Linked DNA regions of Homo sapiens: region 1 is linked to region 2. A link is an interaction called in ENCODE POLR2A ChIA-PET data of the cell type or tissue named here. Cell type or tissue: A673. All regions are shown on one strand. Each heading gives the region's core, and the rest is flanking DNA. Links, peaks and the distances in the headings are about the cores only.

What was found. ChIA-PET counts read pairs that join two places held together with the same protein. Peaks named below come from ENCODE experiments on the same cell type or tissue, not always from the same donor. Only the 100,000 strongest peaks of a DNase experiment are listed, where the experiment ranks them.
Region 1: POLR2A ChIA-PET joins it to region 2 with 8 read pairs; 2 of 35 experiments call an interaction of 5 or more read pairs at or near these places.

What each region holds. Positions count from the first base shown.
Region 1 is chr2:219,999,075-220,004,459 of GRCh38, reverse strand. All of the region lies in intron 1 of LOC105373891 (a long non-coding RNA gene), which reads right to left. Among named protein-coding and RNA genes, the nearest start is that of MIR4268, 95 kb to the right of the region's middle. In A673, for the core only: no CTCF peak of the experiment used is centred there; a DNase peak (open chromatin) is centred at 2,529; H3K27ac peaks cover 491 bases.
Region 2 is chr2:219,948,599-219,953,983 of GRCh38, reverse strand. The region is part of intron 1 of LOC105373891 (a long non-coding RNA gene); the gene reads right to left. Among named protein-coding and RNA genes, the nearest start is that of MIR4268, 45 kb to the right of the region's middle. In A673, for the core only: no CTCF peak of the experiment used is centred there; no DNase peak of the experiment used is centred there.

The DNA.
Region 1 (5,385 bases), core at 169-5,168, 50 kb before region 2:
ACATTCTCGGTCCCTCTGGAGAGTCTCCTCTTCCCTCCTGTGTTCCAAACTAGAGAACCTCAACTAGTCAATTACTATCTACAAGGAGATTTTGCAGCCTACACAATAGTAATGGCATCTTACCATTGTAGAGTGCTCAGCTGATTACACAGCCCTTTCACACACATTATTGTATCCCCAGAACAACCCTGTACTTCCCCAACTTCACACCAAAGTAAGCAGCACAGTCAGGCCCGGAACTCATTTTTTTTTAACTCCAAGTTCACTATTCCCACACCAATGGCCAACCAGAGACCGCAAGCTAAATACCAGCATCTTTTGTTGTGGTGTCCTAAATGATTTTTAAAATTATTATTTGCATTAGTGCCACCATCTTCTTTTCTTAACTCTATCTAAAATCCTTCCCTCTCGTGCATTGTCTGCCTCCTCTCCTAAGCTCCCCAAGATGAAGGGCTGCCTGTCTCACACACGATGGTATCCCCCAATCCCTAACCCAATGTCTGACACTCAAAATGCATGCAGTAAGTGCTTATCCGCTGAATGAAACACAGAATCCCATACTCCTATTCTTTTAGGTCATTTACCCTCATTAGGTTTCAAGGCTCCCAAAACTAAAAATAACCACGTTTGACTCAGCAGCGGGTGAATGTCCAGATTACTTTTAGTTTCTGGGTTAAGGAGGAAAACTGGGCCAGACCCAGACAGAACAGACTACCTGGTGGTGCATCCTTGCTGGAGGAATGTTAAAGACCCTTGTGTAACAAATATTGATGAAGGCTGATTCTACTTTTCATTTTCCCAGGAGTCCCAACCGAAACATCCTACAGTTTCTAGAAGTGTATGATTCTCTCCCACAAAACTATGAGCTATTTGGGAAGAAGAATTCTGCCTGGCTGCTCTTTTTTTTCCCCTAGAAATGAGAAGTGGATCACGCAAGGTTCTGCATAACAGTTTGACGAATGCTTGAGATTGGCCAGCAATGCAAGCCTCAGCACCAGAGTGTGGAATCGTAGAATGTTAGAACTGGAAAGGATTTCAGCAACATCTCAAACTGCTCTGTACAATATGTTAGCCCCTAGCTACATGTGGCTATTTAAGAATAAATCAAAATTAACTGAAATTAAAAGAAGTTGAAAGTCTTCAGACATACTAGCCACTTTTCTAAGACTCAAAAGCCACTGTCTAGAGGCCACTGCATGGGAAGGCACAGATATGAGAATATTTCCATCATGGCAGAAAGTCCCTTTGGATAGCACTGAAAGGATCTCATTTATAATGAGAGAATTGAGTCTCAGAGAAGGAAAGTAATTTCCCCCGAGTCACGCAGTGAGTGAGAAATGAAAACATGAGCTCTGGCTTAGGTTCTTACCTAAGTCTCCCGGTTACTGCTCAGCACTTTTTAACCATTACACTGGATTCACAAATTGTGAGGGCCTTGCCTAGAAGAACAACCACATGTCCTCTTCTTTCAAGGCAGCATAACTCTGGATAGCTAGTAAGAAATCCTAGATGCACATGGCAGAGAACAAATGCTAGACCCAGCAAGCAAATGACAGGAAACTGTAGCTTCCCACAGAAAGCTAAAGCACCAGAGATCTGAAGCAGGCCGCAATGTGGGCTGTCTTTTTTTTTTTTTTTTAAGCTTCTCAAAATTGTTTTCATTTCAATGTTGGAGGTTAATACCCAAGACGGACACTCTTTTTGAAGAGTCCCTTTTGATTTTAATTTCTTAAAGTCTTTATTTTAACTCCCCTTTCTGTTTATATTATACCCATCCCACAAGTTTTCTTTCTTTCTAGGTAACTTGATCCACGAAAATGTGCAGAATCCATTTATGCCCACTGCTTTTAATTAAACATCAACTCGTTCTTTCAACTGGGTCTTTTAGGATTTTACATTGTCTTTTCTAAATGTACGTGTCTTTTTCTGAAATTACATCCAATCAAGTTCTCAAAAATGTATTTCCTAATCTTTAAATAGCTGGGAGTGAGTTTTGGCAACAGCTCAAGAAAACCTACAAAAGGGAAGAAGTCGGCTCTACCCCTCTCTCCTGCATAGGAGCAGGGCTCATAATCCAAGTCAAGGTCTACACACATAGACCTCAGGGCATTTAACATCCAACTGAGGCCTGCAAACCCCAGGGTACAGATTCCACATCTGAAAGAAGCCTACACATCTTGTCACAGAAACAGTGACAGTTTCTATCTGTTTTTATTAAAGTCACATGGTGAGAAGCAGGATCCAAGGAAACAAGCATTTGCTCTCGATGGTCCAGACTTCCAGCAGGAACATTTGCCACAACAGACACACCAACAAATGACAGCAAGCCGGGTCCCCAGAGTCACAGTGTTCAACAGCGGGCCTGGAGGCTGCTGGGAGGACCTGAGAAGTGTGGGGAGCAGTACTCAAGTTCCCAAGGTTCTTGAGCTCCCAAATCCAAGCATCCAATTAGGCTATAGACGTCTTCAGAATCTGCAGAGGAGGCCCTCCTGATGGACAAATGTAGTAGGGGGAGAGAGTATTTAGGAAAATTCCACTGATGAGTCATACTTTTTTCTGGTATGTCTCCTAGGGTTTCTGAAGATTTCATTATCCTCATAAGTGAAATTCTTAAAATTACTGAAAGAGGTGCTTATTGAAACCTATAGCTCTCCATCCCTTGGCAGGCTTTGATTTGAAACATTCAAAACACATCCAACAGCCTCTTCTTCCCTGAAGACAGGGGCTTTAATGTTTAAAAAAAAAAAGAAGAAAGAAAAGAAAAAAGCAGGTCTCCTTATACTAGCCAGTTCCCTCCTCTTAAAGAAAAATGTTACCTAAAAATTAAGGTACTGAAGCCAAAATAGAGTAGGAACCTTTAAAATATACTGCCTGCTCTTTGTTCCTAATGAACAAAGAAACACAATTCCCATAACCTGAAGCCATGTGTGCACACAATTTCAGAGCCAGGACTGGAGTTGTAATCTAGGCCAACCTCTTTATACTGCAAATGAGGAAACTGAGGCCCAGAGAGCTTCAAGAATTTTAACAGCAAGCAGATGCTGAGCCAATACTTGGGCCAGGTGACCAGAGTCCAAATCTTTTTGAACAAAAGAAAAAGAAATCATTCTATTACAGAGTAAGGAGAGAGCCATTTAAAGGTGGAGCATTAACACAAGCTCCTTACCCTCCCCAGCTCAGCCATGGATCTATACAATCAAGGGTCAGTTTCAGACAAAAATATAAAGTAATTAAAGAAGGAGCACAAAGGAAGGTAGTGGGGAGAGCATTCGCGCTTTATATTCCATGACTGATGGAAATAAAACTCTCTGCCTACCTCAGAGGCAGTGAAAATGCAGTCATGCCGGTAAAAGGACTCTGGAACCACACAGTGCTGGGAAAATGGAAGTGATTGCGATTCTAGTGGACCTTGTATGAGTGTCAGGGGCCAGCAGTCTCCTCCAGAAGCTGCCTGTACCCTATGTAATGTGGCATCTACAGGCAGCATCCCTGCCCTCCCTCCCTTGTCCATCCACTAGGAATGACTACCATGCAGGTGGGTCAGGTAAGAACCATGAGGAGTCCAAGGCTTTTTTCTTTCCTCGCGCTTCTTCTCCAGAGCAGGGAGGGATTAACGACCAAGAGGCCAGGCCCCGCATCTTTCTCACTGGCCTTATCTTTTTGAATTGCCTTATTAGTCATGGAGAGTGTTTTGCTGTTTCTGTGTGCCCCAGTGTGTGTGCACCTTTGCCTCCCACATTCACATCAAGGCTCCTCTTGGGAGGACTGCCCTCAGGACACTGGAGCACTTCCCACACACAGACAGCCAGGAGTTCTTGGGAATTTGCTTCTCTCCAGGAGGCCCTTGACCAGTGGTGTGGAGGTACACAGGCCCAGTTCCCTTGGACAACTCGGAGTGCAACTTACACCCCACAGTGCCTCTACCCATCAGAATAAAGTCACTTCTGGGACCTTTGGCCTGAGATTGCACTTGCTCACCTACATCCCTTTCCCTAACCTGGGAGCACTTCCTTAATAAGTCTTTTGCGGCAAATCCTCTCTTCAGCATCTACTTCTAAGAAACCAGACCTAGAACTTTCATCTCCCTTCTCCTCTTTGCAGCTGTCCTTGTGTTTGGGAGGTGCTGCCTAGCTAGGTCTTGCGAAAACAACTCTTCTCCAGAGGCTTAGATACATAGTTGCTTTCTTGTACATTCTTTGGAATGCTTTTCTATCCAGGATTTTTGCTGTGGTCGATTATTAATGTCTGCTGTGGGGTAGGAAGGAGCTGGGGAAGACATATTAGCCCATATGTGAAGTATTTGCCATCCCTGGCCTAGAGGAAAGGATGCAAGAAGGTCTTTTTATTCTAGCCCTTAAGTCAGCCTCTAGCATGGCCCAAAGGAGTCCAGACTTTTCTAAGCAATCCACCTCACTAAGACCTCCAGGGTTTATTGTACAACTAGCAATTGTACATTGACCTGAAGTGATCAACTGTAGGTGCCCCCAGGAATTTGTGGCAGCTGTGGGCAGCTGATGGAAATATGGTATGAGGAGTTCTGGGGCCTATCTCATCATGAGTACCAAGTGTTGGATTAAGGGGGCCGGAGAGTGCGGAAGGCAGGCCCCAGAAAAGCTACTTTGGTGCAGGCAAGCTCTGATAGTATCAGCTCACCTTGAAGTCGGGCAAACCTGAAGTTGAGCATACACTGTACAAGTATCAGAAGTTAGTGTCAATCTTAGAATGCGTTTGAACATCAAGCTGTAGGCAAATAGCAGAGCTGATATTGGGCGATGCTAAAGAGCATAGTCCATCAAGCAAGCTGGTGTCAGGAGTCTGGAAATAGAGGCCAAGTCCCGGAAGTCAAAGACATAGAACATATTACCAGAATGACCCTGAGTCTTTCTCACTCAGGTCCCCTTTTCTTCCTCCTTCAGTTTTATTGAGTTATAACAGACACACTATACAGTGCATAAATCTTACTTAAGTGAATGAGTGAATTTTTACTATTGATGTAACATTTCCATCAACCCCAGAAGGCTTCTCCTTACCCCTTCCTAGTCTACTCCCTTACCAGAGGTAACCACAGTTCTGCTTCTATCACCATAAACTAGCTTTGCCTGCTCTCAGATGTCACATGAATAGAATGCTATAGGATAGATTCTTTTGTATCTATTTTCTTTTGCTGCATATTACATCTGTGAGATTCATCTATGTTGTTGTATGTATAAGTAGTATACAAGTAGTTCATTCTTTTGTGTTGTCAGGCACTATTCCACTGTATGATTATATCCAATTTACTTATCCACTTGGGTAGATCCCAATGTCTTACTATCACTAATGAAACTGCTGTGTACATTTTTGTACATGTATTTTGATGGACATGTGTGCCCCCTTTCCTTGGTG
Region 2 (5,385 bases), core at 111-5,110:
TGCTGTAATGTTCCATATCTTAATAAGAGTTTGTATTACACAAGTATATGCATTTGTCAAAACTCATTGAAGGGCATGAGTAAGATTTGTGCAATTCATGATATGTAAATTTACCTCAAAAAAATAATGGGGTCAGACGCAGTGGCTCATGCCTGTAAGTCCAGCACTTTGAGAGGATGGGGCAGGAGGAGTGCTTGAGACCAGGAGTTTGAGACCAGCCTGGGCAACATAGTAAGAGCCCATCTCTATAAAAGTTTAAAAATTAGCTGGGCATGATAACACACACCTGTAGTCCCAGCTACTTGGAAGGCTGAGACAGAAGAATCACTTGAGCCCAGGAGTCTGTACAGTGAGCTATGCTGCCACCACTGCACTCCAGCCTGGGTAACAGTGCAAGACTCTATCTCTAAAATTAAAAAAGTAAAAATTGAACAATAAACAAACATCAAACTCTAGTTAATGATATATGTGTTAAGATATATAGGGAAAAGTGCTCTGGTGTCTTCAATTTATTTTGAAATGCATCCAAAAAAATGAATTAATGGATGGTGTATTAGTCCATTTTCATGCTGCTGATAAAGACATACCAGAGACTGGGCCATTTACAAAAGAAAGAAGTTTATTGGACTTACAGTTCCATATGACTGGGAAGGCCTCACAGTCATGGCTGAAGGCAAGGGGAAGCAAGTCACGTCTTACATGGATGGCAGCAGGCAAAGAGAGAGCTTGTGCAGGGAGACTCCCATTTTTAAAAAACCATCAGATCTCTTGAGACTTATTCACTATCACGAAAACAGCATGGGAAAGACCGGCCCCCATAATTCAATTATCTCCCCCCAGGTTCCTCCCACAACACATGGGAATTCAAGATGAGATTTGGGTGGGGATACAGCCAAACACAGGAATGAAGAGATAGCTATGTAATAAAGAAAAATGCCAATGTTAAAATATAGGAGGTAGCTTATAGTAAGCTGAATAATGATCCCCAAATGTGTGCACACCCTAATCCCTAAAACCTGTGAATATGTTACCTTACACAACAAGAGGTATTTTACCAATGGGATTAAGAATCTTAAAATGCAAAGATTATCCTAGAGTATCAGAATGGGCCCAACGTAATCCCAGGGTCCTTAAAGAGGGAGGACCCTGGCAGAAGGCCAGAGGCAGAAAAAGTGGTATGACTGCAGAAGCATAGAATGATGTGACCACAGCCAAGTAATATGCACATCTTCTAAAAGCTGGAAAAGGCAAGGAATAGATCCCCCCTAGAATTTCCAGAAGTAACACATCCTGCTAGTACCTTGATTTTTTATAAGCCTCATTTTAGACCTTTGACCATCAGAATTGTAAGATAATACATTTGTGTTCTTTCAAGCCACTAAATTCATGGTAATTTGTATAGGAGCAACAGGAAACTCATACATAACTATAACATATATATGGCTGTTCACTGCATAATTCTTTGGATTTTTCTGTATATTTGAAAATTTTCATGTTAAAATGTTGCAATTTTTAAAAAGCTTCCATTGGCCAAAGGTAGGAATAGGTCAAATAAAAGCTAACTGAACTATTTTACTCCAATATCTGCTCAGCTAACAATTTCTCAACCCTGTCAAAGTTACTTAAAGGTTTTAAGTAGGACCCCTGTGAGTCATTAGAATTTTAATTGTCCTGATTAATAAAATCGATAAAATTCTATTAATCTTATTTATCTCCTACTGATTGATAAAATTACTATCAGTAGGAGAGAAAGTGAAATAAAATTTTCTGGAGAATGCAGAAGAAATCACTGTTTTTATTTAAGGAATCCATCACACAGAGAGGTGGGCCTGGCCTGGAAATTCTCCTGGATCCCATTCCCTCAGACGTTACCATTGTTTATTTCTTCCTCTACTTCTGAACCCACAGGTCCAAATACCCAAGATGTATTGTTATATCAGGTTGGTGCAAAGGTAATTGAGGTTTTTGTCATGACTTTTAATGGCAAAAACCACAACTACTTTTGCACCAACCTCATAGTTTATTGTTTCTCTTCTTCCCAGGAATCCAGGAATAGAAGGAAGAAAGTAGGATGTGGGTAGGGGCCAGCAGCAACTCTTTGATTAGGTCAATGACTTATATGTAAAGATTATTTCTAAGTTAAGTGCTTATGAATCAGAAATCAGCTTTATTAGAGAAAACTAGTCTCCTTTTTACCCAAATAATGATCAATTTTGGTCTTTTCCCTTTTTCTTCTTTTTTTTTTCCTTTTAGATTTTAGTCACCCAAATCTAGAAGTTAGCCTTCATTATATTATTCTAAAAGTATTACTGCCTTTAAAAAGAACAGTAAAAATTCATACTAATGAGAAAACAAAAAGCAGGCAAACCTTAAGTTGATCTTATAATTTCTGGTTCCAAATGGCAAACAAAAACTTAAACAAAAATTTTACACCAAGTTGATAGGCTAAGCCATGAATAAAAATAGTTATCATAGTCATGCATGAAAGAACTTGTACACACCCTCTACACAGTTGTGTTCTCAGAAAGGGGGAGATCTGACTTCTCAAAATCTGTTTTTCAAGCAAAATGAATAAATATCTCCAATATTTTATAAGTGCCAAATATGGCAGATGGCATTTGCATGGGGATTACATAATCACACTGAAAACCAACCATAAAGTTCTAAGAATATACACAGAGTGAAAATACCTCTAACTCATCCTCTCACTAACCAGAAGAGCTGTCCTTCAGGAAGGGCCCACAGTCTTTGAAGGCTACATGGAGAATTGCAATCAGGGGAGAATTCCATTTCTCTGGCTCAAGAATGAAACTGAAATCAAGAGTTCAGTCAGTGCCAGTGTTTTCTCATTATCACAAACAGCCCAGTGATTTGAACCTAACATAGCCAGTGAATTCAAGGAGGATCTACTTTGTAAACCCTTGAATTATTTTCATGAAACATCCAAATTTTTCCATTTTTTAGTTTTTCGAGCAACAGATATATCTTCAGAAATCACTTACATCCTGTTTAGTACTAAGCTTTAATCATGTCTCAATATACATTTTGGATAAATGAATTTGTGAATATGTGAAGTTATGTTTTAATACATGGTCTTGTTCTGTAATGAAACATGAGGGAAAATCTTTCTTCCCCTCAATCAGACCATAACCTCTTTCTTTTTAGAAAGGGACACAACATTTATCCCATTGCACCTAGCAAAGGTGGCACATTTAGCCTCTCTACAAATACACGTTGACTGGTTAATATGGCTATAGATAGGCAAGTACAAATCTTTGTATGGTCATATGTTTTACGTTTTTTTGAGTAAATTCTTAGAAGTGGAAATGCTAAGTCATGTGGTAAGTACATGTTTGACTTTATAAGAAATTGCCAAGCTCAGGATTTACAAGTAGCTATGATTACAAGTGGCTATATTGTTAAACTAGCTTTATTGAGCTACAGTTTTACATAAAATTCACCAATTTTAAGAGTACAATTGGATGAATTTTAACAAAGTTTACAATCATGTAACTACCACTATAATCAAGACATAGAAAATTGCCATCACCCCAAAAAGTATTTTCCTGCTCTTCCATCTCCCTACTCCCTAACCCCAGGAAACCACTGTCTATCACTATTGTTTTATGTTTTCTAGAATTTTATATAAGTTGAATCATACGTGTCTGGCTTCTTTCACTTACCACAATGCATTTGATATTTATCCACACTGTTGTATCAATAATTCATTTTTTTAACTTTTTTTGAGATAAGGTTTTGCTCTGTTACCCAGGCTGGAGTGCAGTGGCACAATCACAGCTCACTGAAGCCTCAACCTCCTAGGCAGAAGCAATCCTCCCACCTCAGCCCCCCAAGTAGCTGGGACTACAGATGCCAGCCACCATGCCCAGCTTTTTTTTTTTTTTTTTTTTTTTTTGTAAAGATGGGATCTAATGATGTTGCCCAGGCTGGTTGCAAACTCCTGGGCTCAAGTGATCCTCTTGCCTCATCTTCCCAAGGTGTTGGGATTACAGGCATGAGCCACGGTGCTTGACCCATTCTTATTCCTGGGTAGTATTGTATGGATATATCAAAGTTGATGGATATCTGGATTGCTTTCAGTTTCGAGCAGTATGAATAAAATGGCCATGGACAGGCAAATATAAGTCTTTGTGTGCTCATATGTTTTATGTTTTCTTGGGTAAATTCTTAGGAGTGGAATTGCTAAGTCATGCAGTAAGTATCTGTTTGAATTTATAAGAAACTGCATTCCCACCAGAAGTATATAAGCATTCTGGTTGTTCCACATCCTCATCAATACTGATGGCTCATGGTGGTATCTCATTGTGCAGTTTTAATTTGAATTCCTCTAATGACTAAAGTCATGAAATACCTCTTCATGTGCTTAACAGATTAATTCCAGTCACTAGGTTTTGTGCATATTATTAAGAACAGCATCAGAAGGGTCAAACATTTTCTTCTAGAACATAGCCACTTGTAAACCCAGAGCTGGGCAGAGTCTTGAATGACTGTCTTGAGATAAACCACACCTAGAAAAAGATACACGCCTAAAAGGGAGCCATACTTTAGAACAATATTTCAAAACTAAAGTTGGATAGTTAAGGCCAGATTAATTATCCATTTCTTCTTCCTTAGGAGAGAGAGGGGGGAAAAAAAACTCTCATCTCACAAATAGATCTGGAAATGGTGCAGCAGTTCCTTCTCTAACAGTCTTAACTAGACACCCCCACACAGCACATCACTAGCTATCAGATGGCCATATGAGATGTGAAGCCTTCAGAACACTAAATTTGCCTCTCAAAAGAACCAAATGTTAAGCTGTACCACACATGTCGTTAGTCTCTTGTAGTATTCAATTTTCTCTTCATCTTATTATTTTTAGGTGGAATTCAAAACACCCACCAGGGATTTTTTTTTTTTTCTTATGAGCGAGAACGTTGTTTTGGTAGAAAATGTGTTTAACTCCTAATCATTTGTCAGGGTTTTTTTTTTTTTTATATGAGATGTAACTTTCCATCTACTTAAAGTACAGTAAATTACTCATATTCAGGACATCAAAAAATGTTACCTCTTTACTTAGGAAAAGAATAAAATCAGTCTATACAATTACCTCTCCATCACTAACAATCTTGAAAAAAAGTTCCAGGGAACTACTTCTCTCTATAACCCTTCCAAATTCTTCACTAGAAATTAGTATAGGCCCTGGGTCTCTCCTCCCAATTTTTGTCTTCACTCCAACTGTATACTGTAAAGCTTGCTCGCCAACCATTAAGTTGGAGAATCAAGCTCAATAAATTGGATTTTTTTCCAAAACAAGAAGTCTCTTCAGAAGTAACTTATATAATAACCTTATTGCTTTTCATCAGAAAAGAAGAAAAAAAAAGA